Regions from separate parts of the Homo sapiens genome. Here region 2 is linked to region 1. A link is a loop called in an ENCODE intact Hi-C map of the cell type or tissue named here. Cell type or tissue: Calu3. All regions are shown on one strand. Links, peaks and the distances in the headings refer to the core of each region. The heading gives the core; the rest is flanking DNA. Region 1 has its middle 620 kb from the start of FSHR. Region 2 overlaps NRXN1 (neurexin 1).

Evidence for each region. Peaks named below come from ENCODE experiments on the same cell type or tissue, not always from the same donor. Only the 100,000 strongest peaks of a DNase experiment are listed, where the experiment ranks them.
Region 2: it touches region 1 in a loop (12-fold over the local background); 17 of 110 quality-filtered maps call a loop at or near these places.

The regions. Positions count from the first base shown.
Region 1 is chr2:49,764,067-49,779,903 of GRCh38, forward strand. No RefSeq gene overlaps it. Among named protein-coding and RNA genes, the nearest start is that of FSHR, 620 kb to the left of the region's middle. RefSeq lists an enhancer at 8,507-9,006. In Calu3, for the core only: no CTCF peak of the experiment used is centred there; a DNase peak (open chromatin) is centred at 7,035.
Region 2 is chr2:50,394,822-50,410,658 of GRCh38, forward strand. All of the region lies in intron 17 of NRXN1 (neurexin 1), which reads right to left. Among named protein-coding and RNA genes, the nearest start is that of MIR8485, 290 kb to the right of the region's middle. In Calu3, for the core only: a CTCF peak has its summit at 7,777 (motif pointing left); a DNase peak (open chromatin) is centred at 7,730.

The DNA.
Region 1 (15,837 bases), core at 2,539-10,538:
AAGAAAGAAGTCATATAAAGACAGACGTCTCTCTCGAATCTTGTTCTATTTGGAAAAACATGTTCATATTGGGCTCTGCTCCCTATCCAATCCCCTGACATCCAGAAAAGGGAAATACGGAGAATTAAGGCAAGGAAAGACCAAATTCAATGACATTGTTAGAGTAAACATCACCATCACTGTATTTAGGGTTTCTCTGTCTTTTAGACTTATACCTTTCTGGCTAACATGAGGAGGATAAGAAGGAAAGTGTTTGATCCTATTTAGAAGGATGGCCATAGAAAATCTTGGATCTTCTGGCTTCTGTGAGTTCCTTTCAGGGCTTAAGAAGCAGCAAGTTTCTTTCCTTCACATGGTTTTTCCTAGACCTGGTTTTGGGGCATGAAATAAATCTTAGCATCCTCAACCCAAGAAACTCACAAGGTTTGGGACATGAGCATATTGGCAGTAAAGAGAAAAGGCTTTGTGTTGGTCTATCCTTTGGCTCTGCCTATTGCTCTAAGTAGCTTTCAGAGATGACTGTGAGAGGACAGGATGTGTGCACTTAGGCTCTGGGTTCTTGGCCATATATTATCTCCATCCCAGCAGAGAGCCAGCCATTCTCTCTGTACCTTTCCCACAATACTGCTAAATACTGCTAACAGTTTCAATAATCTCCTTTCCCCTGAGACTACACTCTAAACTTTATGCCCAGAACGAAAACATTTACAGTATTGTCATGTGGGGGCTGGTAACTATATGTAAACTGCCTTAAATAATAGCATAAGTTCTTTAAAGTGTGTGTCTGAATGAAACCAGTTGAAATACAACTTCTTTTGTTACCTTTAAACCACTTATAAGTGGTAAAAATGAAGAAATGTATTTGGGAAATATTTAATCTTAAAAACTTGCTTCAAATAATTTCATTGTTCCTTTAACATAAGTACCTTACGTTTGCAAGTTTTCTAAAACTTTCATCCTATAGTCCCCATGAAGGAGAAGAGTCATAGAAAGTATATTAAAATAGATGTTTCCTCAGTGACCAATGTACAAAAATATCTCTGAATAGTTATTTGTTTCTGTTTGTATGACTTGTCTACCCAGTTTGCTTAACTCTACACACACCCACGCACACAGTTTAAACGAATCAGATATATATGTGTGTATGTGTGTATATGAAATCAGCAAGCAAAGAGGAAGTTTAACATTCAGAATATTCTAGTTTATATTTTGATACATTAGAGGAAAACATTTTTGGAAAATCTAAAAATATTATATTGTTTTCTAAGGAAAAATTATTCTTACAGTAAGCTAGATTGTCTCTGATCCAATATTTTGGTATAAAGAACACAATATAGATATCTGCTAATTATTAACATGTGAGACCTTTCTAAGTGTCAGCTAGTGTGCCAAATGGTTCATGTACATTGTTTTCTTTAAATCTTCCAACAGCTTCCTCAGGTAGGTAACATAATTATTTCCTTTTAGAGTTAAGGAAACGAGGCTTAGAAAAAATAACTTGCTCTAGGGCACATCGGTAGTAAGTAGTGGGGCCAAGATGGGTGTAGAGTCCCTAACACATGGATTTTAACCCAGAATGCTCTGCTTAGCATTCTTGAAGGTCAAGGACTTCTTGACCTTCAAGAAGTCACTGTTTTTACTGAATCACATATTTCTTTCTCAGAAAATATCATGAGACTCTATTAAGAGATATAGACACGCATTGCAAATTTCTCAACTACATTGTTGGAAACTAAAATATCTGAGCTGTTTCTATTTCCACACTGTAATATCATGATCTCTTTTTCTGAATATTATTCTTTTTGAGATTCTCATGGCTGCCTTTTCTAAAAAATTCAAATTTATTGTATGCCTTCCAATGTCAGCAGACAAATTACATAGAGCAATAGGTTTTTGACTAGTGTACATGGCTGGCCTGTTTGTTTCCCATATGCAAGGATGGGATGGAGAGGGGAGGAAAGCATTTGGGAGTGGGGAATGGCTCTAGCTGTGCTATAGATACCCTCACCCGCTATACTCCAATACCATTTCCCCTCCACTTTCAATGACACCCATTTACACTGAATTAAGACTATTCTGGGATTCTACCAGGCAGGTAGATTCACTTATTCTGGAAATAACTTTATTTAATCTGGTAACAGACTGCATATTTTCTATCTGCAAATGGTATATTAAAATATATTTTCCTTTTGTAGTGCCTTCTCTATTATGTTTGTTCCTATAGAATTATTTATATGCTCTCATTGTATTGGGGTCTTATGAGGGAGGTGGGCTCTAGCCACAACTTGAAATAGAAGCTCCTTACTTATTTTTAGAAACAGGAATATATTGATTTTAGAATAAAGAATATTGATAGGATCAACCAAATTTTGTGGCATACGAGTGTTCTGTTGCACATGGTTTGGAAATACATTCCATCCTAGAGCTCTGTTTTTTTGTAAGCACATCATCTTGTCAACATGTAAAACCCTCAATGTCAGGTAACGTGTCTTTTATTTTTCATTTGGCCCTCAAAAATGTATACGTTGAAAGATTTAAATCTTTTGGTTAAAAGGATGAAACTAAAAGAATAACAGACAAGTTTTGTAAATCATAGAGAAACTTAGCATCTTCCTGTTGTACTTCTGCAAGTACCCATCATTTATTTCCTCAGCTGTGACCTTTTCTGTGATACAAAATAGAAAGGTTAAGAACTTTTAAATATTATGTAATTTGTTACCTTTAAGAAAGGATATTTGGGGTATGTGTCTACAGTAATTAACACCTGCTTGTGTTTTATAAACATTTCTAAGTATTGAAATATACATGTTCTTCAATCCAACCGCAAAACAACCTCAAGAAGTAGGACAAGTATTTTTAACTGCAACTCATAAATGTAAAGGTTAGTGACTCTGCCAAGATTTTCAGTTCGTGGTAAATCTGAAATTGAAATGAAGTCTTTTGACTCCTGAGAGATAGGTTTTTACATTAATCTACATTTTTGTTCAACAATTAAACTTCATCTATATCTCGTAGGTAATTTTTCTAGACTTTAGGACAGGTAAGAGTATGCATATGGAAATAGAAGGATGGCAAAAGTAAAGTATGGAAAAATATTCAAATGATAAATCATAGAGGAAGTTAGAGGAAAAACAATCCAGGTTAGTAGCTGCAGGGAAATTTCAGGCTCAGCTGGTCCTTTCATAATCAGGGAGAGGAAGTCATACTCATAAGAACTGTAAAATATACCACTGCCCAACTTCAGGCCAACACACAAAAGGATGAGACTTCTCTCTTCAACCTAAACGTGGCCCATGTGTTCAGGCCAGCTCCTCTGCCTAACCTGAATATCATCCTCCTCTGTTTTCTCATAATAAGAACTCCGGGAAAAGCTATCAGATCAACCATGTGGTGAATCCCTACTTCTTTTTTCTTATGCCTATCCCAGTTGTTACGTGAGAAATTAACTGAAAAAGAAAAAACACAGATGTCCCTGTCTCTTCAGCAGGGAGTCAGACAGGCCTATAAGCTGAGTACTCATCAGCACAAAAACTATGATGCAATTGCTCAGACTTTTCTTTAATTATTATAGAATTATGAGATTTTGGAGTTGGCCTAAAGACAGTAAGGGCAGGAGAAAACAGAAAAGTATTTCAGTAGTTGAGGTATCTAAAGAGAGATGTTTTTAGAGAAAAGATCATCTTTCTCTTGCCCTTTACTGGTAAGACAGAAAGGAGGGGAAGAGAGAGAAAGCACAACTTTTATGTCTTTAAGAAGTTTTCTATATTTCAGTAGACAAGAAAACTGAAAATGATAAAGAAGACACTTTATGGTTTCTAGGTTATATTAATTCAGGACCCAAAGAAAAGATACTTTCTATTATTTCAAGAACTGTAAAACAGAGAAGTGAGAAGGTGGACAAAGACTTTTAAAAAAAACTTTTATACACATAAGGAGTCATGCCTCCATATGTGATGTTGGTATATTCATTACATTCAGTAGAGATAAAGAATTATCCTCCTAGTAATTAATAGAAAATACCAGAGGAGAAGTTTTCTGGGGGTGGTAGTGTTCTAGCCAGTACATTTATTTATATCACAGTTTAATAAAACATTTCAACTTTAACAAACCAATTTTAGAAATGAAATTATGAATCATATAATTTCTGTTAGTGAAATAACTTTTGCATTGGACATTATGGGCCTAGTAAGTTGTCAGATACGTAGTAAGATTAGAGGATAAAAGGGGGAAACAAAATTATTGATACCTAATATGTATACATCTATATTATTAAACACTTTGTTACTGCCTTTAGAAGAGAAGAAATAAAGGTCTCTGTAGTCTTGGTGAGGAACCTAGAGACATTGCCAAATGAATATTGAACATATGAAGAAACATACACTTTCAAACTTAGGGTAGTCTTCTCGTGTTCTCCGTCTATATTTTATCCACGTTTTAAGATCAAACTCAAATTCTGTCTCCTTTGTAAAACGTCTCTTCTTATCCAGTCTCAACTGCTCTCTGCCCTTCATCATCCAAACAGGTCTGTCTAGTTAGTGTTTGTCTGGATCCTTCATTTGGCAATCAGTCATATCCTACATTACGACGTGACTTGCTTTTTCTTGAAAATGTTTTAAACCTCCCCTTTCCAGGGAGACCATAGCTTTTTAAGAGCAGAAATAATTTATTCTATTATTTTTTGCTCAATAAACACTCATTGATTTTTTTATTTGGGAAAAAAACAGAAAATGAGATCTAGCATATCAACAATGTAGTCAATTATTCACTGACAGCTCAAAGAGGAGAAAAATTGGTATAGACAGAAGCATTTGGGAAATCTTCAAGTAAGAGATAGAACTTGAACTGGGCCCTGAAAGGTAGAATAACTTGGGGAGAAAGTGCACGTTAGCTGAGGCATTTGAAGTAAACTACCTACCATGCAATTTCAACGTAGCAGGGACTTATATACTACTGCCTAAACAAAGAGTCTGCCTCCCAAGATGAACCTATGAATTACTGTTAGATGGTTCAATATGACTTTAAAGATGAGATTTTGGGGCTGCAATGAGTTGCTAGTGAGGTCATGAATATTATCATGAGCACTAATTCTAAGATATAGAATTAATAAAATGTAATAAGTTCCACTTTCCCTTTTCCCCATCTTTTTTTTTTTTTTTTGGCCCTTCTGGATACTTGTAATTGTGGTTGAAACAAAACCACATTTTTTCCATAAAAAAAGAAATAAAAATATGAAGAGATAGAAACAGCAACAGTGAAGCTAAATTGAACCAAGATTGGTCAGAGTGCTAAACACCATCTTTTTTTTTTGGGTGGTGGGGGTTGGGGGAGGAGATGGAGTCTCGCTCTGTCGCCAGGCTGGAGTGTGCAGTGATGCAGGGGTGCAATCTCGGCTCACTGCAGCCTCTGCCTCCTGCGTTCAAGTGATTATCCTGCCTCAGCCTCCCAAGTGGCTGGAACTACAGGCACGCCCCACCATGCCCAGCTAACTTTTTTTGTAGTTTTAGTAGAGGCATGGTTTCACCCTATTGGCCAGGATGGTCTCGATGTCTTGACCTCATGATCCACCCACCTTGGCCTCCCAAAGTGCTGGGATAACAGGCATGAGCCACTGCACCCGGCCTAAATACCATCTTTAATTCACAGTGCAGGGTTGTACTACATTAAAGATTTGGGATTTTTGATTGAAAATATATGTATCTTTAAGCATAAGTGATTAATAATGAAATATGATTTTAAAAGAATCCTATGTTAAATTGCAGCAAGATCCTAGCAAGAAATGCATGGCACCCTCAGCTGGGATTTTTGAGACACTCTGAATACATTCCTTTTTCTATCATCTTTGCCCTAAAGTACACCTCCCTCCCTTTGCCCAATGCCTGATATTAGCAGGTAAAAAAGATACTATAGTCTAACAGGCCTAGTCAATTCTCTAAACTGCCTAAGCTCAGGACCCATTTAGGCAAGAAAAGGTGTTTAGCTTCGTCAGGAGTTTGTAATACCCCCAGCACTTCCCGTTTATGAGAGAATTGAAATCTAGGCTTCTACTATAAGATTTCCCACAGGTTCTTTTTTCCTTTATTCAAGAAGTATTATCTGGGGGAATTGAATAAAATTATATTGATATTATTTTTAATTGACAAATTATAATAGGCTGTATTTTTCATGAAAGTACCATCCAGAGGTGAGACAAATGTTAATAGGTAGGATTAAGGGAATCAAAAAGCAACGTAGAAGATCTAGGGACTAGCAACTGTGGGAAGCTCTGCACCTCTATAAAGGGTCTAGCTTTCTAGGACAGTCTTTTCCCTTATTCAATCCCGATTTCATCCAGCCCCATCTTCCTCCACAGTGCCTGAAACTAAGGTCAGCGTATAGCCGGTATTGAGATGCAGCCTTTTTCTCCCCATTTCTAACTCCTCCTCTCTTAGCTCTTAGTTGATGCATCTTTTTTCAAACTAGTTTGATTCCCCCAATAATAAGGTTTAACAGAATTTTCTACCTCTCATATTGCAAAATTACTGCATTATACTATTGACTGTTATCACACCCAGATGGTAGTATTAATTAATCAATACTTATAATAGGAAGATGAGGTATACAGAAACCGCTCAAGGGCACCCAGCTAATATATAATAGAATAGGTGTTCAGTGACTACCTTTTGTCTATAAAGGAAAGCCCTAACTCTTTTCATTAAAAAAGCCTTCACAACCCATCCCATCCCCTATCATGTTTCCCCTTGACCTCTAGCCACTTTCTTTATAAATTGCTATAGACTGAATTGTGTTCCCCAAAATTCATATGTTGAAGCCCTAAGCCCCAATGTAATGGTATTTGGACATGGGGGCTTTGAGAGGTAATGAGGGTTAGATGAGGCCAAGAGGGTGAGGCCCTCATGATGGTGTCACAGGATCCTTGAGGTGTCACATTTCCAGCTGGAAACCTCTGTGGCCAGTGTGCCTTTGCCTGAGTTATGGTCAGCATGCTGGACTTGTTCTACCCACTTAGCCCAGCAGGCTGCGCTCAGCTCACACTACTGGCTCAAATCCCACGCCTGCCAAGGGTGAGTCAGGCACAGAGCAGTGAGGGGTGTGTGAGCAAGTGCAGGGTCTGGCCACTGTGCACAGCCAGGTACGCCAGCTGCAGCAGGGTGGGCAGCTCCAGGCAACAACTCCATACAAGGCTGTGGCTGGACCAGGGATGCTGCAAGCAGCTTCAGCTGCAGGCACTAGGGAACACGATGGTGCCCAGAAGCCTGGAAACACCAGGAAACACAGAGCCCCAAAGAGGGCATAACAGCCCTGGCTCAGGGAGCACCTAAGTCTGGACTCCCCAAAGAGCAACAGCTCTCTCCTTCTTATAGCTCACAAGGTGGCAAGCAGGGGACATGTTTCAGCACTATTTGTGTTACAGCTCTTTCAGTATCGCCATTCGGTGGGTTTGGGTTCTTGTCCCACATCCAGGAAGAATGACGTACATGGACAACTGGAGGGTAGCAAGGTGGAGAGGAGCTTTGTTGACCAACAGAACAGCTCTCAGGAGACCTAAAGTGGGTAGCTCCTTTCCACAGGTACATTGTCCCAATGAGAATCCAGCACTCAGCAGAGAGGAGACCTGTGGTGGGTAGCTCCTTTCTGCTGGCAGGTCATCCCGATGAGTTGAGGAAACCCTATGTGGGTGGCTCCTTTCCATAGCTGGTAGCCCTGACATCTGTGTAAGTCTGGCTGAGTCCAGGGGTTTTTGTTTGTTTGTTTTGAGATGGAGTCTCGCTCTGTCACCCAAGCTGGAGCACAGTGGTGCATTCTTGGCTCACTGCAACTTCTGCCTCCCGGGTTCAAGCAATTCTCCCTGCCTCAGTCTCCCAAGTAGCTGGGATCACAGGCACCCAGCACTGAACCTGGCTAATTTTTGTATTTTTAGTAGAGACAGGTTTTGGCCATTTGGCCAGGCTAATCTCAAACTCCAGACCTCAGGTGATCTGCCCACCTTGGCCTCCCAAAGTACTGAGATTACAGGCATGAGCCACCACACAGGCCTGAGTCCAGGGATTTTATGGGCTCAGAAGGGAAGAAGTGCATGCTGATTGGTTCAGGGGCAGCCATGGGCAGGCCTGGAAAAAGCATCATCCAACAGTCTGAATGGTCATCAAGGAAGTCCTCGCTGAATGAGAAGGTCAACCAGAACTGGCACCCAGGTCCCCAGGCTTCAGGCCATTTCTGACCAAAGTGGAGTTTCGACAGGGACCGTACCTTCCCGTCCTGTCTGCCTCCCACCATAGAGGGTTGCCTGCAGGCCCATGCCAAGCCTCCCTCAGTGCCTCCCCACCAACATAACAACCCGCCTCCCAAAGTCTGGCCAAAGTCCAGAGAGGACCAACTCCAGAGGGACCAGGGGACTGGCGTGTCAGTGCCATCCTGAGTGCATGCACACCCAGCCGTGTTTCGACAGCATCCAGGGTCAGCTGCAAGTTTGCTCTGCACCAGAGAGGACACAGGGTGTTGGGAGGCCTGGGAGCAGGAGCAAGCACTTCCGAGCCTGAGGGAGGAAGGGGGTGCTTCCCACCCAGACAGCACGCAGGAATGCCTGGGTCTGGAGCCTCAGTTGGGCAGCTGCAGCTGTGCCCACAAGTACAGGCCTCCTGCCCCACCAACTCCCTAGGGGGCATGACTCCCACCTGTGCTGAACCCTGCAAACTCCAGGGAGCCTGCTGCCCCAGCAGGACCTCCCCTGCTGAAGCTGGCATCCCTGCAGGCTGCTCCAAATGGGCCGCTGCAACCATCATTGGGATTAATGGCTTTACAAAAGGAAGAAAAGAGAGATTGCTAGCTCCAGCATGCAAGGACATTGCAAAAGGTGCCACCTGCAAGCCAGGAAGACCCTCACTAAAAGGGGAATCACCTGGCACATGGATCTTTGACTTCCTAGCCTCCATAAAATAAATTTTTGTTGCTCATGTTCTCAGCATATGGTGTTTCATTATAACAACGTGACCTAAGACCAATGTGGTATGCCTTGCTACAAAAAAAAACTATCGACCTTTCTCTGAATGTGAAAGTGATTAAAACATCATACCTTTGCTTAGTTTTCCTCTGCTTTCAGTGTTCTTTAACCACCTGCGCTTCTTCCGTGCAACCTCCCCACATTCGCCCTGAACAAGCAGGCACACCTATTATGCCTGGTAATACTCTAAATTGCTTTTCAAAATTCAGCTCTCTACTCCCTATAAGCCCTTCCTCAAATATTTCAGGTAGAAGAAATCCTTTCCTTAGCACTATTCAAGGAGCTTTATTAGGGAGATAGATACTCTGTTTCTCCAGGGATTTAGACTGATTCATCTTGGCTTATCAGCATCTAGCAAGGTTTTTGCCATCTAGAAAGTTTCCAACATTTATTACATTAATGAGATGATGAATGAAAGAAGGAAAGAATGTAAATATTTAAGTCAACCAGAAACTGAACAAAGAAACTTGTATTTCTGGAGTATATTATTTGAAATAGTCAATCTTTGATGAATAAATTTCTGTTTAAGACTGAAATTGGACCTTATATTCCATTTGTGTTAGCCTGCTACTATTTAATGGCACTGTGTATATAAGATATCAGATTTTAAAAACAACGAAATATTTCAAAATATTTCCCAATTTTTACTTTTGTGTGCATTACAATGTGTTTATTTTTCTAAGAATGCTTTCAGAAATGTGATATCTCAAATAACAATGAAACTCTTCTGCAATAACATGCCCACAAAATCAAGAATTTCGCTATGTCACACCTAATCAGTGCTTCACAAATGAGGACTTTCTACATTAGAATCTCTTGTGATTAGTAATAAAATTTAGATAACTGGAATTCACCCCAGACCCCCTACATCAGATCTTTGGGGAATAAGCCCAGAAATTTTCACTTTAATACGTTCATCAGTGAATTTCCAAAAACACTTATGTTTTCTTGGATGTCAGCATAGATTGCTTTCTTATCTCCTTTAGGTTTTTATTGACAGCAAATACGTCTCAAAGATATCTTCTCTGATCACTCTGTTTGAAACTGTAACCTCCCTATCTCAATATTTTATGTTCTTTATCCCCCTTCATTACCTTATTTTTGTCCCTAAAATTGATCACTCTCTGAAACTCTCTGTATATTGCTCATTTATTGCTTTGTCTGCCCTCTTCCAACCCACTTCTTGGCAACTAGAATATAAACTATGAGAACAGGTATTTTTAAAGACTATGTTTTTCTCACTGTTGTATGTCCATTACCTAGTAAAGTCCTTGACCATTATAGTGTTCCATAAATATTATTAAATAAATGAATCACTCCATCAAGTGTTTTTGAGTTCACATACTACAATATTAACATTCGTTTACCTCCTTTCTCCCATCAGAGAGAGATCTCAACTCTACCTCTCCCAGAAAAAGAAAAAAAAGCAGTGTATAATTTGGATCTGTAGATGAATGTTTCTTTGAAATATGTCTTGTGTTCTTCACACTACAACCTAGCAGAAAGCTTTTACTCTCTCTCTTCATCATCACCATCTTTGTGTATTTCTTTGATGTCAAACTCTAAGGTCAAAGATGGGGTGAGGATGAAATTAAAAGAGAAAAATCAAGAAGTGTCAACCTTAATGGTAGCAATAAATAATGTTTGAAAAGCTTCCTAAGAATAGATGACACAGTCTGTGTAGGAGTATGTAAATGATATGCAAATCAGAAACTAATTTTAATGCAAATGCATATGTGGTCCTCCTAACTATTTCATGCACCTGGATAGAACCCCTAGGAAAACTCTAGTGGAGAGAAATATGCTCTCAGCAATGTTTTAATGACTGGGTGGATTGGAGAGCAGAGAGTACCACACCTGGCATGCATTAGAGGACCTGCTAGTTAGCTGCTAAAAACAAGCTTTTATATATGTAATATTGTTTTGCAGCTTGGGTGAGCTACCAATTTGAATTGCACACACCTTAGCGTACCTGTGCTATAAATGGGTATAACATTGCTTTGCCTCAACCTAGTAGACAGTGTTTATCAGCTAACACATTGTTTAAAGCAGGCATGTAGAGACATTTTTGGAGCAAAGGTACTGCTAAATATAAATTATCCCAACTCAGTGCTATGGTCATATTTCATTATGAAATATTTCACTATGTCTCACTGGGTAATTTGCATCCTCTGAGTAATATGAATTTTATAAAATGGAGAAAAACTGTTGTAAAAATAACATTTAAGGTAAAATAAGTTTGCCACTGTTGTTTTGAGAGCTTAAATATCATCAAAATTGACAGGAGAATAAAAAAAGGCCAAAAGGAAATGTCTCAGTTCAAAGACCATATATGGGAAACAGAGAGACCAAGTACTATTTTGTCTTATGACAGCACTGCATAATTTGTCTGTTCATTATGGAGAAAGAAAGAGAATTGTATTAGGTCACACTTTTTTTTTTTTTTTGAGACAAAGTTTCACTCTTTCTCCTCTGCCCTCTGGGTTCAAGTGATTCTCCTGCCTCAGCCTTCCAAGTAGCTGGGGACTACAGGCTTCCACCACCTCACCTGGCTCATTTTTGTATTTTTAGTAGAGACGGGTTTTCACCATGTTGGCCAGGCTGGTCTCGAAATCCTGGCCTCAGGTAATCCACCTGCCTCAGCCTCCCAAAGTGTTAAGATTACAGGCGTGAGGCACTGCACTCAGCCATATTAGACCATTCTTAAATTACTGTAAAGAAATACCTGAGACTGGGTGATTTATTTATTTTTTAAAGAGTTTTAACTGGCTCACAGTTCTACAGATCGTACAAGAAACATAGTGGCCTCCACAGAAGCAGAGGCCTCAGGAAGCTTCTAATCATGGTGGAAGGCAAAAGGGAAGCAGGCTCATCACATGGTGAAAGTAGGAGCAAGGAGGGGGTCGGGGAAGTGCTGCACACTTTTTAACAACCAGTCTAGAGAAAACTCACTATAGTGAGGACAGCATCAAGAGGATGGTGCTAAATCATTCATGAAGGATCCACCCTCATGCTTCAATCACCTCTCACCAGGTTCCACCTCCAACAGTGAGAATTACATTTTAACATGAGATTTGGGTGGGGCAAATATCCAAACTATATCAATAATCATGAAAAATTATCACCGTACATTTCTACAGCCTTTTATTATTATCAGTGCTCTTCAGACTATTGTCTCCACTGACTGTTGTGACAACAACTAGATATGGCTCCATTATGACCCCTATTTTATTTTTTAAAGTATTTTTAAAAGTAAACCAAACTTTTGTTTCTGGCACCATGACTGGCAGTGTGCTCTAAAGGGCCTTCCTGCATCAATACATCATGTATTGTATAGAATACATGTTTTATGGTATCACTGTTCTAACAGAAGTAACTCTTAACATCTCTTATTTTCATATGGGAGATGCAGGATTTTTCTGAGAGCCAACTACAATGCCATTGGTGTGATCAGGATAATGAGCTTTGAGCTAATTGTGTGGTAGGGCAGTTACCTGTACTGTTTCAGGTCAAGGGAGATGGTTAATTGGACCCAGTTTCTAGGTAGAATCTTCTGGCTTCCAGCAGACACCGAAGCTGAAGCAAATATAACTTCATGCTACTCCAAGTGTGGTCTGAGGACCAAGAGCAGAGGCATCATCTGTGAGCAGGTTAGAAACCCAGACTCTTAGGTCCCAACCCAGATCTATTGAATTATAATCTATATTTCAGTAAATTATTCAGGTGGTTCTGATGGATATTATAGTTGGAAAAGAATTGTTGTAAACAGAAATATTTCTTAATATAGGCCCAAAAGACAGCAAATGTAAAGTAATGATCTCAGAGTTACAAACTACAAAGCACTCAAAATAAGAAATATATGGTAATTCTATTTTTTATTTATGAACCTCCATGCTATTTGCCATAATGGCAGCACCAATCTACATTCCCATCAACGCTGGGTACATTCCTTTTCTCCATACCCTCACCAATATTTGTCATCTCTTGACTCTTTGATAAAAGCCATCTTAATGAGTGTAAGGTTATATCTTAAAGTCATTTTGATTTGCACTTCCTTAGTGATTAATGATGCTGAGCATCTTCTCATAAAACTGTTGACCATTTTTATTTCTTCTTTGGAGAAATGCCTATCCAGGTCCTTTACCCATTTTTAAATCAGGTTATTTGCTTTTCTACTATTGAGTTGTATAAGTTCTTTGTGTATTTTGGATATAAATCCCTTATCAGTTATATGGTTTGCAAATTTTTTTTACCAATCTGTAAGCTGCCATTTCTTTTTGATAATTGTTTCTTTAGCTGTGCAGAAGCATTTTTAGTTTGAGGTAGTCTCATTTGTTTTTGCTTTTGTAGTCTGAGCTTTTCTTATGATATCCAAAAATCATTACCAAGGCCAATGCCAAGGGGCTTTCCCCCTGTGTTTTCTCCTAGGGGTTTTTGTGTCCTATGAATCCCTCTTCTGGGCATAAACTTATTGGAAATAAGATTACCATCCCATAAAGATATCTTCACTTCCACTTTCACTGTATTACTATTCATAGCTGCCAAGACATGGAAACAATCAAAGTGTCCATCAACAGATGAATGGGTATGTGTGTATACACACATACACACACACACACACACATATATATAGGAATATTATTCAGCCATAAAAAGGGAGAGCCTGCCATTTGCTGCAACTTGATAAACCTAGAAAACATTATGCTAAGTGAAATAAACCAGACACAAAGGAAAATATTTCATGATCTCGCTTATATATGTGCTCTGAAAGAAAAAAAGAGCCAAATACATAGAAACAGAGAAAACAGTGGTTACCAGGAGTGGGGTGGGGAGATGTAACTTAGAGGTTATAAAGTAGCAGATATATAGGCCGAATAAGTCTAGAGATCTAACGTACAACATGAAGACTGTAGTTGACAAACTTATACTGTATTTGGGATTCCTGCTAAAAAAGTAGATTTTAGCTGCTTGCTTAAAAAGAAAAATCAAAATGACTATGCGATATCATAGATATGTTAATTTGCTTCACTATGGTAACCATTTTACTATCTATATGCAGTAACATCATATTGTATACTTTAAATATACACAATAAAGTTTCTCTTCAAAATAAAAATATAATTGTTGAAAGAAAAAGAAAAATCACAGCAGATTAGACATAGCTAAAGATAAAATAAATGAGCTGGAATACATATGTGAATAAATTATCCAGAATGTAGCACTAAGGAAAAGATGATAAATTCAAAAATGAGCCTAAGAGCTACATAAGACAGATTGAACCTATTAGCTCATATACTTGGAATGCTGGAAGGACATATTAGAAGTAATATTTTTAAAAAGTAATGACTTAAGTTATACAGCACCAATCAAAAGTAATAAATTCACTTGTCTTCATAAAACCTGCCTATATATTGAAATCAAATGTCAGAAGGCCCTAAAGACAAAAATATCTTTTAAAAAGTCAGAGAAAAAAAGAGATCACCTAAGAAAGAAAAACAAATAGAATGACAGCAGAGTTCCCAACAGTAAAAGTGAAAGAAAAGTAATTTAATAATATTGGCCAACTTAGATTGTGAAGCCAGCAAAACTACTTTCAAAAGAAAGGACAAAATTTAAATGTTTACAGAAAAAATTAACCTTAGAGTGTTCAGTGGACTGGAAAACAAACTGTCACTATGCTTCTACAGATTCAATGTGTGCTTTCATCTCTAACCCATGTTCCTTGTTTTGTGTTATTTTTAAACTTTTATTGTAAGTTCACGGGTACATGTGCAGGTTTGTCACATAGGTAAACGTGTGTCATGGGGGTTTGTGGTACAGATTATTTCATCACCCAGGTAGGTATTAAGCTTAGTATTCATTAGTTATCTTTGGCTTGCATACCTAAACTTAATTTCTTTGTAGAGGGGTGAGAGGGTCATTTCCTGTCAATCATATTTCTTATTGATCTTATTCCTCATTATAGGAAGCTTATTCCTAAGAGTCAGTGCATATTTTCAAGATCCAGTCACCTGCCCTAATCACATGATTTTTGTGTTACCCAAAACATTGACTGCTTACATCCAAATATGCCTAATTCCCAATGCGTATTTGACTGAAGAACTTCCATCCTATGGCCCCAGTAACATGTGCACATGGTTTTTTTTTTTCTACAGGAATTGAGAGCTGGCTATACTTTGGGCATTTCATAGCCCTTCCATTTACTTTCTCGTTTAATGAATACCGTGGTATGCTGAACAGAACACCAGGATGTCATTGCCAGATGAGTCTGTTCTAGCGTTCATTTCAAATTTCTAGGCAAGGGATCTAAATAATTTAGTCTCTAATTCTCAAATGCTTTTGCTTCCTACCCTCATCTTGACTGCTCCCACCTGAATTCTGATAGATCAGTTTTGTTTTTTTTTTGCCTCATTCTTATTTTAATCTGCATTGCTTCTGCTGTGTCCCATCAATGAACATTAGTCACCTTTAAAGCACTATCTGGGGCCAGGTGCAGTGGTTCACACCTATAATCCCAGCACTTTGGGAGGTTGAGGCAGATGGATCACTTGAGGCCAGGAGTTCGAGACCAGCCTGGCCCACATAGTGAAATCCCTTCTCTATTAAAAATACAAAATTAGCTGGGGTGGTGGTGCACACCTGTAATCCCAGCTACTTGGGAGGCTGAGGTAGGAGAATCCCTTGAGCCCAGCAGGTGGAGGCTGCAGTGAGCCAAGATCGCACCCCTGTACTTCAGCCTGGCGACAGAGTGAGACTGTGTCTCAAAAAAAAAAAAACCACACACACACACACACTATATATATATATATGTGTATATATATGTATATATACACATAGAT
Region 2 (15,837 bases), core at 2,788-10,787, 630 kb after region 1:
CTTCCTGGCCTCCTACTCTTTTTCCTTCCTGCTCATGCTCCTCCAGTTACCCAGGTCTTCTTATTCTTCAAACATCTGCATTTGCTATTTCCATGCCTTGTGATCCTCTTCACCAAGACAGTCACATGACTACTTTTCTTATTTCATTCTAGGGTATAATAAAAGGTCCCCTTTCAAAGAAGCCTCTCATAATTTTTCCTAATATAATCTCCTATTACTTTCTAGCTCACTTTTTCCCATTTCCCTGCTATGCTTTTCTTCATAGGTATTATATTATACTCACATCATATTATTTCTTTTTTCTTTGTTATTGATATTCTCCAATAGAAATTATGTTCTAGGAGGATAAGAATTCTATTTTGTTTACACTTGCCCATAAAGCCTGACATATAGTTGACACTCAACAAATGGTTGCCAAATAAATGAATAAATTAAAGACTACGAGATTGAAATACCAGAAAATGATCATAACACTTGTCCTAATTCTTTACCTCACATCAAAAAGTGCTAAAATGTGCTGTTTAGGAACCCAACAAAGATCACTTAAAATATTTTATTAAACATACTCTTCTACAAGCAGAAGACATTATAAAAAAGAATTTTTTTCTACACATTATTTATCTTGCTCACATTTACTCTGATATAAAAATGGATTCTAACGTATATATCAGCTCTAGGAAAAATCAAAGCAGGTCCTTTATATGCTTGCTAGTTTTAAAATACAGTCTGATTTCATCCACTTCAATTGAATACGCAACTACCATTTCCTTGTACTCTGCTGAAACTTGTGAAAGATAACAAAATGAATCACAATAACTATTGTTTATAGAACAACTTAACTTATGCCAGGGAATGTGCTAAAAGCTTTACAAGCACTATATCATATAAGTTCCTGTGACAACTCCATGAGGTATAAGGTTCCCTATTTCAGAGAAGACAAAACTAAGTGAGTCAGACAACTTGTCCTACACCAGACAGCTGTTAAGTGGAGGTGAAATTTGCATCCTTGCCTTTCTGATGGCTACATTGGTCATTTTTAGTGTAGAACTCACTGCCACTAGCAGGACTCAAGAACACTCCTGGTGACCCTGATGACTCAGTTCATCCAAATATGTAAATCCTCTGCTCTGTCGTTAGGGACTAAGGTTGTTGAAGGCCATTTACCTATGTCTAGAGTATCCTTACCAGTAGATTATTGAAAAGTTATTGAATTACTAAAATTTAGTTTTCATAAACTAAAATTAGTACTTAATAGAGTTTACTGAGAATTCTAATTCAATATCCTAATGAGAAAGCTGGCTGCTACCCAACACCTGAGAGCAATGCAAATCGCACCCTCTGCAAGAGCACATGCAAACAGGCAGAACTGCCAAAATCTTCAGCACAGATAAAAGTGTAAGTGGTTTTCAAGTGCCATTTAAAGTAACATTATTCCTACTCTAAATAACAAATTCCTGTTTATTTAGACTTCATTATTGTCAATTTAACATGTGAAAGTTTCTTTGCTTAACAGTATCACATGTAATGGTACTTATTTGAATCAGAACTATTTGTGATCTAAAATTGTATTATGGATATATTTTTAGATAGCTACACATAGCAAACAATATGAATCATCCACATTCCTGCTACAAAGCAAATATATACATATATCACACCCTGCTTGAATTTTACTAGGTAGTGAATTTTTTGTTATCAAGAGTTTGAGAGTTTTTTGTTTTGTTTTTGGAATGGGTTATGAGGAATTGTGGTCAAAAAACGAGAACTTCTTTTTGGTGTTAACAGGGCTATGTCTGCTTTGCTCTAGTGATTCCTAACCTACTGTGCGAAGGAGGCATAGCAAGGCAAGACTGTTTAAGTATAACCATAAAGGGACTCACGCACTCTCAGGTGAAGTGCAAAAATACTGATCACGGTGCTCAAACATTCTGGAGGAGTAAGCATTCAAATTCAGAAATGTAAGATGATTTCTCAAAGAAAAGAGGAAAAACCTATCATTAATTTTTTAAAATATATCTTCCAGAGCAGGTTTCTCAACAATTTTACATAGAAGACGAGTATTTTTGTCTCCTTAAGATTTGGACTTAAGGTCAAAGTTGTTGAAGGTTGATCGGCTATTGTAAGCTTCAGGTGAAACCTAGAGAGGAGAAGGGAAGAAGATAAATCTACTATCCTAGATTCTTTTTAAGAAGCAGCACGTTCCACTCCTGACTCTCCCGAAGATGGTCTCAGGTCTTCAGGTGACCCTATGCAAGGACCCTACTGTGCACTCTGCTGAGTGTTCTGGCTCTCTGGTATCAGGTCACTGGGCCTACTCTACTTTTGGTGTCATTCTGGCCCTGTGAAGAAACTATGAGGAGAATCTGGTCGATGCATTTTGTAGTTAACACCGCAAAGGACATGAGAAACTTAGCCAGAGAGCTATTAGAGTGGCGATCAGTGACGCTGCTGCTCTACCCAGTCTGTCTTGTGTGCTTTAAGATGGAAGACACCTAATGCTGACTTAGCCTTCCCTAAAGTGAACAGACCACTCTTCTAAGGTTTCTGCTTGTTGTCAGGAAGTATAAGCAAAGAATGACAAGCAGAACAATGGACATTTGTTAAGTGATTGGCTTGCATACGTTGGCTCCTTCAATGCTAACAGCAACGAGTAGGTGCCATTATTACAGCCATGTTACAGATGAACGGTGGGTACTATTATTAAGTCCATGTTACAGGTGAGGGCGTGAAGCTTATCAAGGAGTTCATTGGTCATTTCTTGACCAGGACACAAGCTCCTAATGTTTCTCTCTTTTTTAAATCTGAGTTTTCCAACACTTTTTGATTTAAGAATTGATCTGGAAAGCCCTTCATTCACAGTTGTTTTCTGGCTACTGTCAGTAAAAAGGATAGGCTCAAAGGAAATCTGTTGTGTTTAGAATGGTGGAGGTATGAGAGATTTCTTTTTTATCTTTAAAAGCTTCATTACTTGTTTTACTGGTGTTAGTTATTGACTCTTTTTCCTTTATAGTAACAGAATTATTTCTGTATGAAAGGTTATTTAAAAAGTCACATTCTAATGGCAATCAATTAATTGACCAACAAATACAGTAAAATTGCAAAACAAAACCTTGCAATGTTCTTAAATACATTTGGACACTCAAAACAAGATAAAATCTTACAGATAATGTGAATACATTATTAGTTATTTCACATTAGAAAGGAAGAATGTTGGAAAAAAACATCATATTTGGTTTAAACATTGCTTTCCACACACACGTTTCAGAGGCTGTGACATTTTCAGGATCATAGATTCTTTGGCTGTTTTTCCCCTTTTAAGTGGGGATGATTTATTGGCTAAGTTTCCACAGTAACTCCCAGCACTTGTAGAACTGTTTAGCAAATCTGCATTATTTTGCATTTCCACTAAGGTCACGGTTTTCATAGATTCAAACAGCAAGGAATTTTAAAATTTCTCCCTCTACTAAAGTTTACTGGCTATTGTACTCATTATCTTAGCATTCTTATTAGTTTCTTTTGAGAAAGTACACCTGGTAAAGTCGAGTAACTAAAAAGGGTATACTATTCAAACGCAATGTTATTCAAGCATTGGAATCCTACTCAAATAATAAAAGAAAAGAAAACTGAAAATAGAGTGAACAAGGTTATTATGTTAGGCAGAGAAAAAAAACAGTATTGTGGAAAACATAAGTATGTGTAGGATACACATGAGACCTCAAACAGATGCATCTTTGTGGAAATGTAAATAATTTATTATAGCAGATAAAACTGGGAAGGAGCTTCTGCTAATTAACATACACAGTCATTTTCCCTGTGTAGAGAAGTCCAAAAACTGTTTCCATTTGCAGGCATGTGGTCATTAGACTAATGGGCACTGCCTTTGGACAGGATTTACTTATACCCCAGCTGGCTCAAAAAAGTAATCATTCTCTAATTAAGAGGCTTCCTCATGTGTTTTCTATTGTCATTTCTAGAGTTCCACTATATCTAGCTTGGTAGTACAAAAGTGGTATGCTATTTAATTATCAGCCAGTAGTGGGGCTGAGAGATACCCTGAGTTTCATCATGCAGTCATTTGTTTCTATTGATGGTAGAGGATAGGAGGGTAGGTATACAAGCATATACATGAAAGAAACTTTCTTTTCCCACTCAGTTGGAATAAATTATAACATGTCTGGACAAATATGTGCGTGACTATTTTCAGGACTGATTGGAGGTCATAATGGATTTTCGAAAGTAAAACTCAAATAGAGAATAAGCTTGATTATTCTACTAACCCTCTGTTTTTATGTTTTTCACTTAGATTTTAAAGGGTTGAGTTTTTAAAGGGCTTTAGTAATTTTTTAAGAGACGAATTCAAGAACAGGGGAAATGGCCACTCCTAAATATTGCATAAAACCTGGTTGACACCACATGAGGTCTGGAAGGATATATTTCCCATTATTAAACCTAGCTGTCCCTCATATAAGAATGGGTTACTTGCATTATTTTTTACTTTTCCATTCTTGATCAATATTTTCAAATGTTTCTGGAAATGTTTTCCAGCACTGTTAGAGGGTAACACATTTTCTCTACTCCTGAGTTCATGAGGAAGGATTTTATTTTTCTTCTCGGTTTTTCCCTATGCCTTTGATTACCACAGTTGGGAAAAATAATTTTAGGCATGTTCTGTTCAGTTCCATGCTTCTTCCTATTGGGAGAGCTTTTATAAGGAAGCACAGGGCCCTTTGCTCTTTCAAGGGCTCTAATTCATGGGTGCCCCTTGCCCAGGGCCCATCACTTGTGTGCATGGAGTTAGGCTTGCCTAACCCAGGGGTCCAGTAAGCAGGTTCGTGTGGCTCTCACCACTAAGTCATGTTGTCCAAATTGGTCTTTGTGCATTCAGGTGTTTTTGAAAAACCTTGTTCAGTATTCTGCAAAAACTTACACTATTCCAAATCTACCCAGCTCTGTAACGAGAGAACTGGTAAAAAAAAAAAAAAAAAAAAAAAAAAAAAAAAAAAAAAAAAAAAAAAAAAAAAAAAAAAAAAATTCTCAGAAAAATATTATCATTGAAAGGCATTTAATTTTTAATAAATAAATATAATAAGAACAGGTCTTTAGTTAAAAATTAAAAGGATAATGTTGCTTGATAGATGGGAGTCCAGGAAAGAATTGTGGTTAGGAGACATGAGTAAAATGCACAAATGTCAGGTAGACGAGTACAATTAACACTTGCCAAACAGAGCTTGTGGCATAATGCACCCCAAGAAAGAATAGTCTGAACAAACTGTACTTGGTTCCTCTACAGATTGTTCCCTTCACCTATTTGTATACTTTGCATGAAACTACTGTTACTTGCTGATATAAAACATTAATATGCTAGGAAAAAAAATCACAAATGAAGGAAGCGATGTCGAGTTTCCTTTATACTGACATATTTCCCATATTCCAATATGTGTAAGATTTTCCACATTACTGAAATGGAAAACATAGCAGAACAGACAAAATCAAGGATGATAATTGTTTATTCATCTACACTTTCCATCTTTTTTAAATATTCAAATTGTTTAGAACTCCATAAGGAGTGCTATTGGGGGGTAGGGGTCTTCAGAAACGCCGTTGCTCATATAAACATAATAAAGTGGGAACATGATTAAAATACTTAGATTTCTGATTGTAATGAATATAATAAAGAAAAACTAGCTTAAATAAATAATGCCAGAGGGTATCAATGGCTGGACAAGATAAGAGTTTCATTAGCAAAACCACAAGGCACTAGACCAGAAAGTTTCCAGGTGAAAGGACATTAAAAAGGTTCCATTGGACTAATGAAATTGGAATACACTAACAAACATGTCAGTGTGGACAAGTAAGGTTCTGCTCAAAATCTGTAAACTTATCAAGAAAGTATCTGCTAGAATTCTGAATGCTGAAACTGAAAAAAAGTGTGCTTTGGGCAAACAAAGAGGAATGTTTTGCATTCAAGAAGTGTATGTTTTATTTTTATAAGATTTGGTAGAAACTGAAGATATGAATATGTTTAAGAAATATACAGTTGATTATCAAAGGGCATGTTGTGATGATATTTCACACACCTGGGTTGATGCTCCGCAAGATATATCTATTCATGTCATAGTGCTGTGTGATCACCTTAATGCAAAATCCCAGAGCAGAGGCTCTTGTGAACTGCACTGAGAAGTGCCCACTCTAATAATGAAATATTGTGGACCTTTTCTGATACTCAGAAAAGTGGGTTAACCAATGTAACATTTCAAATTTAAATTTTCTTCCATGATTTTCTCGGATATTTTTGGCCCTGTTATCAAAATATGTTCATATTAGATACCAAGCGCTTTGTTTAGGCCTTCAGGTTCCTCATTCACACTCAATGTGGGAAGATGCTTACATTAATTTTTGTTTCTAAAATGGAAATATTTTAAAATCTATACCTTAAGATGGGAAGGCCTGCTAGTAAAATTACTCTTAATGTATATGTGTGAATCAAATACCAATATCACTAATGGTTTGAAAAATCACTGCCCAGGAGTAGCAGTAACTGCAGGACAGTCAGGAGATGTTCCAGTCTCTCCCTGAAAGCAGACATGTGTCCTTTGGCAAATGGTTTGATAACTGGGGACTTGGCTTCTTCACTGGTGAGAGCGGGGAGGGAGAGGGCTTAAGTGGCCCATAAAACTAAAATTTCTAAGATTCCTTCTAGATTTGATTCCCTTCCAAAGTATGACTAGGGGTACCCTAAGGGAAGACAGGACACTTTACTAGATGAATTCAGCTGGGATCCTACGTGAGACGTCTTTAATTGGTTATATTAATAGCTAATGGCAAACAAAAGGCAAGGCAGAGAAAAGGATGGAGCAATTATTGCATGCTGAGACCATTTTGGGGTAGGCAAGTTGCCACAAGAGCCTATGGTTGGAATTTTATTTTATTTTATTTTTTACAAACAAAACAATTCATTTAAAAGCAACTTAAAACACAACCAGGGTGATTTTCCTAACAGCTCTTTCTGGTATTTCAATATCTTGCTATATTCAAAGCTGGAGATAATCATGCAAACCAGCCAGCCTTTTCACTTCCTGGAAGCCCTAGTTCAGATTATTTTACTCTTAGGGAAGTGACCTCTCTTCCCCTATTGACCTGGGAAGGGGCAGAAAAATCCCAGTAGAGTGAACTGAAGGTTTGATACAAGAAGTTGCTCAACCTGGACTTGCCTAGAACAGCAGCCTTTTATTCTGATTGAATCTGTGGAAAATAAGACCCAGAGGAACTCAGACTAGTATAGCTTGTCTTCTTTTATCTATTACTGTTTGGAAAATAAAATTAATCTGTAGCAGAAGAAAAATAAAGGTGACAAACATTTGCTCTAGGTACCTAGGGATCAAAGTAACTGAGCCTTCATGTCTTTTTTTCCACTAATTTAATACATCCATTAATTTTATAAGTATGGATACAAGAGAAATCATTTTTTTGTTGGTTTTTTTAAATGGTAGACTTATTTGCTACATCAGCTATAATTTTTTCCACACCCCTTTTTTAACATCAAAAAAATGTAAAAACCTTTGCTTCAATGTAAAGTATGTTGAACTGTTTCCAATGATGAATATCATCTGCCAATCTAATAAATGTGAGTAAGGTGAAAACGGAATAAATAGAATGTGGGGGCGGGAAACAACCCTTGAAACGGTAATCAGCAAGTAAAGCTGAATTCCTATGCCATAGTGTCCCCTGCTGGTCGATTACGGAAGTAGTAGCTTTCGGAGAGCAAGTCAAACCTCTTGGTTAGGCCATATCATGTTTTGAACAAAAAAGGCACAAAAACGAAAGGAATGTGTGCATATTGTTTTTTGTCTATTTCTTTTTACATAGTCATCATTGGCAGTGGGACGAATGGGGGAAGGATTGTTTTATGCGTGAAGAATCCCAGAGCCCATTAGAACTAGGCTTAGCTCAGCCACTTCTCCAGTGATACGTGATCTGGCACTCACAGATCTTTCTTTAAGCCTCAACTCCTCCCTGTAAATTGCAATTAGTAATAATAATAAATGATAGATTTACTGCAGAGAGCTGTTACAAAAACATAAGAAGAGAAGGAGGAGGAGGCGGAAATTACACACAGTAAAGTGTACTTAAAATGATATAGCGCTTTCCAAAACAAATATTAATGTAAGGGTGCGGATTGGGGGAGACACTTCCATTAACAATTAAACTAACTTCCCTTATAATCATCAAAAGGTAATCCAGGCTGGGCACCCCAGGCATGGTTGCTGAGCTATCAGACTTTCAAATTCCTACAACATCACCTGGTTTCCAAGGACTTACTTGGGTACCTTTGAACAATGTATGTTGCTCAGATAATTTATATTACACAGAATTTACTATATACTTAGAGAGGTCTCTACTGGTTGGTAAACAGAGGTGATGGGGTAAAGGAGATTAAGGTGCTCCTTGTTTGCTTGATAATCATTAATGATTGAGTCTCCATCCTGTTGCTAGTTGTCTGACCAGCAGCATCTGCATCACCTGGGAGCTTATTAGAAATAAGGAATCTTAGATTTCATCCCAAACCTACTAAATCAGAATCTGCATTTAAAAATTATCCCAGGTAATTCTTACATATGTTCAGGTTTAAGAAACTCCACTCTTTCACATTTGGGCTATAAGCTTTCTCTGGCAATACATCAGTTGTTATCTAGTACATATGTACAGAATAGTATTTTTGACTTGACCTTATTTTAAAACTACTTGGAGAAATTAAATTAGAAGGAAAAACTATGGCTAAGGATAATTAATTTTTATGAGCCTCAAAAGAGACGATAATAAGATGACTTTCCTAAATGTAACTTAGTATTATGCTACTTTAAAATTTTTACAGCTTTGTAATACTAATTTTAAGGTAATCTCATGTATTTGTATTAATATACACATTTTATATTTGCCCTTAGTATCTGTGTTGATAAGAATTTTAAAATGCAGATTATTTCATTAGAAGAGATTTTAGAAAATAGACTCAAGTCTAAGCAGACGTTTGAAAAATCTAAGAGGGCCGTAGCTTCCATTAAAAATACCATTTACCCAATCTTTTGTCAGTTAATGCCCTCTGAACATAAGACAATGTTCTGAGTTGTTGGAAGTGGACTGCTATACTAGCAACACCTATGATCACAGTTTCTCTATAGATACAATTTTAAAATAAACCAAACTTGGAAAATGAGTGGATGGGTATTAGAAAGAAAATTCATTCTTTTTCACTTACTCCCTACCCCCTACCACTTACCCTAAGCTCCACCTCACACCCTCTGTTGTGTCTTCTTCCTTTAGGAATATTTTGTTTAGTTTTTTTTTGTTTGTTTTGTTTTGTTGTTGTTGTTGTTGTTGTTGTTTTTGGTCATAGCTATGCTCTATTTAATAGGTGAAAAGACTTTAATGCCAGTGCTTCACCCAGGATAGTTTCTTTCTAACTGGTCCTTGCTATAAAAGTATCCATTCTCCTCCTATTATTTAGTGTCCTGGCTATAGGTGAAGGAAGTCATCTGATTCAACCAGTGCACACTGAGGTGTGTGAACTCTGAACATTCTTCTTTAACCTCCCTAGTGGAAACCCACTGAGTTTTTAGGAAAGACACTCACACAACTCAGTGAAAAGCTTCTTAGCAGAACTTCATACAATTTAAGACACAAAGAGTTTTAGGGTTGAAGTGGGAGATATTTCAGGACCCAGGTACCTTTCTGGGTCCATTAAGCCCCTCCAATCTTCTTTAGCCTATTTTCTACCTAAACTATAGGCTCTAGCTAGCTACACAGGTAATATCCTTGTAGAAGGGTAACAATTGTGAGAAAATATGGATTTCAGAGTTTGTCTGATTTCCTTTACTGAACACTCCTTTGAAAGTATTGAAAAGTCATATGTTTCCAATCACTAAAGTTGGACATTAAGGATCAGGAAAAAGGCCTGGAGGGGGATCTTTGCAGTATAAGAGTTTTGACTCCCTGCTCTAGTGGTGAGAGACCTTTCAGTCAGAGAGAAAGGATCTTGACTTGAGAGAGTAACAGGGTTTCCAATCTGTTCCTTTCATTGAACAGAGTTCAAAAGAGGCTCAAGGGTGCACCTCTCTTAGGCTCTTTATATTGACACACTCTTCTCTTGCCAAAAGCTTGGTTTGCAGAACAAATCAAAAACACACCCTTGACAAACGTTCTGGTCTAGAATAATCACCTCTTCCCCAACTTACTATGCCAAAGAGGGGAGCTTAAAAATGACAAGGTGTGTGTGATATTGTCTATCTCTGCATTCTTCATAAATCTTCAAAGTCAATATATCTGGACTGAACTAAGGATATATGATGTTTCTCATGCTTTCATTTAAAGTAAGATCTTGAGGATCTTTCCACTTGCAGATTGATATGCATCACAGAAAAGTTTCCTTGTTGATGTTCAATGAAGTCGCAGGCTCAACACATGAGCCTACCAAACACGGCAAATAAAAATTTGTTCAAGATTGGAATTAAGGGCAAAATATCAAATAAAATGCTATTGCAAACAATGGTGTCTCTTCAAATGCTAGGTTTGGCATAGAAACCAACAATCTCCAAGAGGTGGAAAGAAAATGAAGATCTCTTAAGGGCAATGCAAACTTCCAGAGACATTAGGATTTGCTTAGCATATAGAAAACAATGAAAATAAAGAAAATAAAACAAAACTTCTTTCTATTGTGTCACAGTAATCCACCTGTTGGTAGCACCCAATTTGGGGACTGAAATAATGGTGATTTTCAACAGAGAAAATTGTACATTTCCTTTATGCATCCTTTCTTCACTATGTTTCTGACTTTTTCTTCTACCTCAACATGGTACAGTGGGAAGCAAACAAAATTGGGAATCAGAAGACTTATTTTGCTCCCAGGTTTATTACTCACTCACGTGACTCAAACACAGTGCTTTAATTTCCTGAGGAATTAATTATATTTGTATGAAAGAAGTATTGCACTCTATATAAATAATAATTACAGGAAAAATAATAATAGCTAATTCTTAATGAGTATTTCTTATTCTCCAGTCATTTTTGAAGGTGATTTACAATTGTTAATTCATTGAAATTCTCACAAAACTCTGCAACGCTAGATAATATTATTATCATTGTTTTATAGATGAGGAAATTCAGCCACAGATTGGTAAATCATTTGTCCAAGATCATGCAGCTGATAAATAGTGAAATCAAGATTAAGTTTAGGTAGTTGAGCTCCAGAGCTTACAGTTTTTCATGTTAATTCTCCTCCTCTGATACATTTTCAATCCCCTATTTTGATGCCATATCATGCTTTTCCAATGTTTTCTGCTTTCTATAAAATGTTGATACCTCTAGGAATAAGTCTTTAAATAATGGTTTCACACCTATTGGGAGAAGACATGATGGGAAAACCACCATAAAACAAGATGGAACTTTTAAGAGGAGACACAGTCATAAATCTGTTCTAATAAATAAAGGGGAAAAAAAAGAATAAAAAGTTAACCCCTTAAAGAAAAACATACTTTTAAAGTCTGTCTGGATCTTTTGTGAAGAGCAAAGGAAATGCTGAATAAAAAAGGATTTTGATTGTCCTTTCCAAAATATTGTCCCTTACCTCTTGGACATTGGTGACACCACCCACACTCCACCCACCTTTAATGACCTCTACTTTCTAGTAAAAAACTTTATCTTTGCATAAACTTTGTTGTTTTGACTCTGCAATCAGGAAGATACTTCATAGCTATATCTAGCCAGGTGTAGGTAGGATCTGAGTGGAAAGACAGAAAAGGAAGTTATATTCATTATAAATTAATGACATGCCAGGTATTAGGCATGTCCACATCCATAATTAATAACATTGGGTTAAGCATTTCCATTTAATACAGAGAGAGACAGACAGAGTTTGCACAGTATCTTTCCTTTGGTTCTTATCTAATGACTGACTCTCTTCCATGTACCTTTAAAACCACTAAAATAAATGGTCTACTTGGGAGGTTGATATACTAGCCAAGCTATAGGTCTAAACTTCAAATGCAATTTAATCTATGCAGCATTCCTTTTTCATAGTGAATCTTTAAAGCTCAATTTTTTGCATTGATTGATCATCCTGGGAAACAGAAAAACCTCAACTCACAGCTTCAAGAACTTGAAAAGCCCTAATCCAGTGCCTATATCCATCACCTCTGAGGACAACAGGAAAATTGAAAAGGAAGAAATTTCCTACAGACTCATGATAAACTTATTGATAGTAGTAATGATATACATTTTTTAAAAAATTATCAAATTGTGTATTTTTTAAATTATTAAACTCCCATGGCCTCAATATTCTACTCTGCCAAATGATGGGAAAATTTAAATTGTTTCTACAATTTCCCACATCTCTATAACATTAAAAGATCAACTTCTTAAAACATATGTAACATTTTCTTTCCTTGCCCCAAGATGCTTTTAAAGGTTTTATAAACTACCCTTCTTTGGACATTTTTGTCATCAATTTGCTACTTTTCTGTTCAAAATGAATAACAGCTTCCCATAGGCAATGATACTATTATCCTCTCTGCATATGTAAACTACCTCGCCTTCAGGACACAAAATTCAGTCCCAAATCACTGTCTTCAGCCTCATTGATATTGTCCCTCTCCTAAAGACTCCTATGGCTTGAATATGTGTCCCCTCCAAAACTCACGTTGAAATTTTATCCCCAATATGGCAATATTGAGTAGTGGGGCTTTTAAGAGGTGATTGGGTCATGAGGGCTGTCCCCTCATGGATGTGTTAATCCATCTGTGGATTAATGGGTCATCATGGGAGTGGGGGTGGTAGCTGTATAAAAAGAGGAAGAGAGACCTGAGCTAGCACACCCAGCCCTCTCATCATGTGATGCCCTGCACCACCTCACCTCAGGACTCTGTAGAGAGACCTCCGCAGCAAAAAGGCCCTCACCAGATATGGTTCCTTGACCTTGGAATTCTCAGCCTCCACAACGGTAAGAAATATATTCCATTTCTTTATAAATTACCCAGTTTCAAGTATTCTGTTATAAGTAACAGAAAAAGGAATATGGGAAAGACCACAGCCTTTATTCTCTGTACATGGCTTGGGCTTCATCGTCTTCTCACTCATACTATTTTAACATCTGTTGTATGTTTGTTTTTCCTATCCAATTAAACTAAATGTTAAATAATGACAATGCACTCAATAAATACTTGTTGTCCTTCCAATATTTATTCAGTAAATGTTTTCAGTGTATAGTATCTATATGCCCATCTTGGAAATCTAAGAATAAATAAGATATAAGCCCAGCCCTCCAAGATCTTACCATCTGGAATGGTAAGGTCTCACAAGAATGGCAATGTAAATTCAGTGAAATATTTCCAAGGGCTACTGTGAAGAATGCAAATCTGAGTCTACAATAGATTAACATGAGAATTTCCAAGTAGTAATGAGAGTCTGGTTAAGTTTATTGCCTGGCACAAGATCACACTAATAAAGAATATTTATTGAGCACTTACCATGTCCACATTTAGTTCTCACTACAACTCTAGGCAGTGTTTCTATCTTCATTTTGCCAGTGAGGGAATTTTGGCTTTGGAGACCAGTGTTTTCCCAAGGCTGCATGATGTAGCTGAGATAGCCAGGGCTTGGTGGAACAGTCTGGCTTTCAGTCAGCTGTAACCACTCTGCACTACTTCCTCTTGCTTACTTGGTGCTTTTAAAATATTTGTTGAAAGAATGACATGATGTAGCATGCATCAACAGTGAAAAATATGCTCTGCAATAGACTCCAAATTTCGAGGTCCCCCTAATTTGGCTGTAACATTGATTGTGTGTATGTGTGTGTGTATGTCTGTGTGTGCGTCTGTGTCTGTTTTAGAAATGAATTTACATTCTACACCTGACTTCCATTTGCCCCTCTGCATTCCCTATTGCCACAGCTGAAGAGTAGAAATGCTTTATGGCTCTAACTGGGAGCAGAAATCACTGCAAGTCAAGAGTTGGGTGAATCAATCTCAATCTCTCTCTCTCTCTCTCTCTCTCTCTCTCTCTCTCTCATATTTATATGCTCTAAATCTGACTGCACCTTTTCAGAACATCATGCATAGTATGAGGGGACTAAATTAAAACATCTGACACAAACATTGAGAGCAGGAAAAAAAATTGACATGTGGTAACTTTTTGGAGTGGCATTCTGGTTGATCCTTTTTCAAGGGGAGGGGAGGGTTGTTTACAGATGAGCCCAAGCTTGATGCATGCTGCAGCCAAGAGGCAGCTCTCCCCTTTGATTTTTCCTCTATATAATCTCCATGTGGTCCCCAAATGCTTAACCCTCTCTGCCAAATGCTGTAAAATCTGTCTTTTGATTTCACAGATGGAAAAGACTTATTAGCTCATGAAGCTCACCTCCTTAGGAGACAAGGAACTCATCAAATACCATTTACCCCACCCTTCGAGTTTGAAGTCTTTATCAGTTTCCTGGCCAAAACTGTTCAACCTCCTTTACTCATATGACATCCTAAGTATAAAGAAAACAAAACAAAACAAAAATCCATCTTTTTGTTTGGCTTCTAGTGGTCTTGGGACTTTCTTCCAAAGTGTTTCTCTTGCTGTGTTTTTAGGCAGTGCCCTAGGCAAAGAGAAAATGACCATTTGCATCTCTTGGTTATAAGTAGGCTTGTCATTCTCAAAACAACAACAATAAAGAGACATACTTAAGCACCCTCTTTTGCATTGGGACAGCATCACCTGGACCAGTTTAAACCTTTCAAACAGTACATAATTATACTCAAGATGAGGATTTTAAAGAACACTCGACTTGGAAAACCTACTTTTTGAGTTAAGCCCTGTTACCACCAAATCATTTGGTTTTCCAAAGTTTAGTTTCCCAGATGATGAAATTTCAAGTTCACTACAATAGTTACATGTATAAGAATGTAAGGTGCTGTGTCAACATAAACACATGATTTGATTATCTATTAGAATTTAGTGCAACCTGATAGATATGATTAGGCAATTCTTTATAAGTGGACACATCTTTTGTAACTGATTTTATTATACTCTTCAGTTAAAAAATAATCATCGTTCCTTCATTAGTTACAGGACAGAGTTCAAAGCTCTCGGTATTATTTTCAAGCCTTCCCTAAATCTGGCTTTAAATGTCTCTCTGATCTCATGTTGACATTCCCTACGTGAACCCTTTACTCCTGCCACATTGACCTTTTTGTCCTGTGTCCTTCCCATCAGTGCCTGATCTGACATGCCCCTTCTTTCTATCCCTCCTGCTCCCCTACATACAAGCAAGGATGTAGAAACTCGACAATCCTATTCTCCAATATAACCAGCAATTTTTAAGCCCTTCACCAGGATAGAGTGAAGAAAAAAAAAGAGTACCTCTAAATTTGTCTCTTTTTTGCCAACACTTAATACAATTTCAAGGTCTGGCTGGAATTTACTTCTTCTCTAAAGCTTGCACTGCTATCAGACCTGTGATGCTCTCCTCTCCTGAATTCCTATTGTTTTTGTTTTCTAAAACACACATGTGATACTTAACATATCCTACCACCTATGATGAGCTACTTTTGTACCTATCTGCCTCTCAGAAGTATGCAGGATGTCAACTGCACATGTGCAATGCATGTTCTCATATGTGTACACTCTTGTTGTATGTTGTATATTCTTAACTAAGCTCCTGGAGCAAAGAACTATTCACACACTCATTCTCCCAAAGACCAGCCCCATGGATAGTGTGTAATCAGTAAAATGAATGAATGAATGAATGAACGAAAGTAAACTAAGATGAAATTTTAACTGCTGACCTTTGCTAACACTCCCATGCTA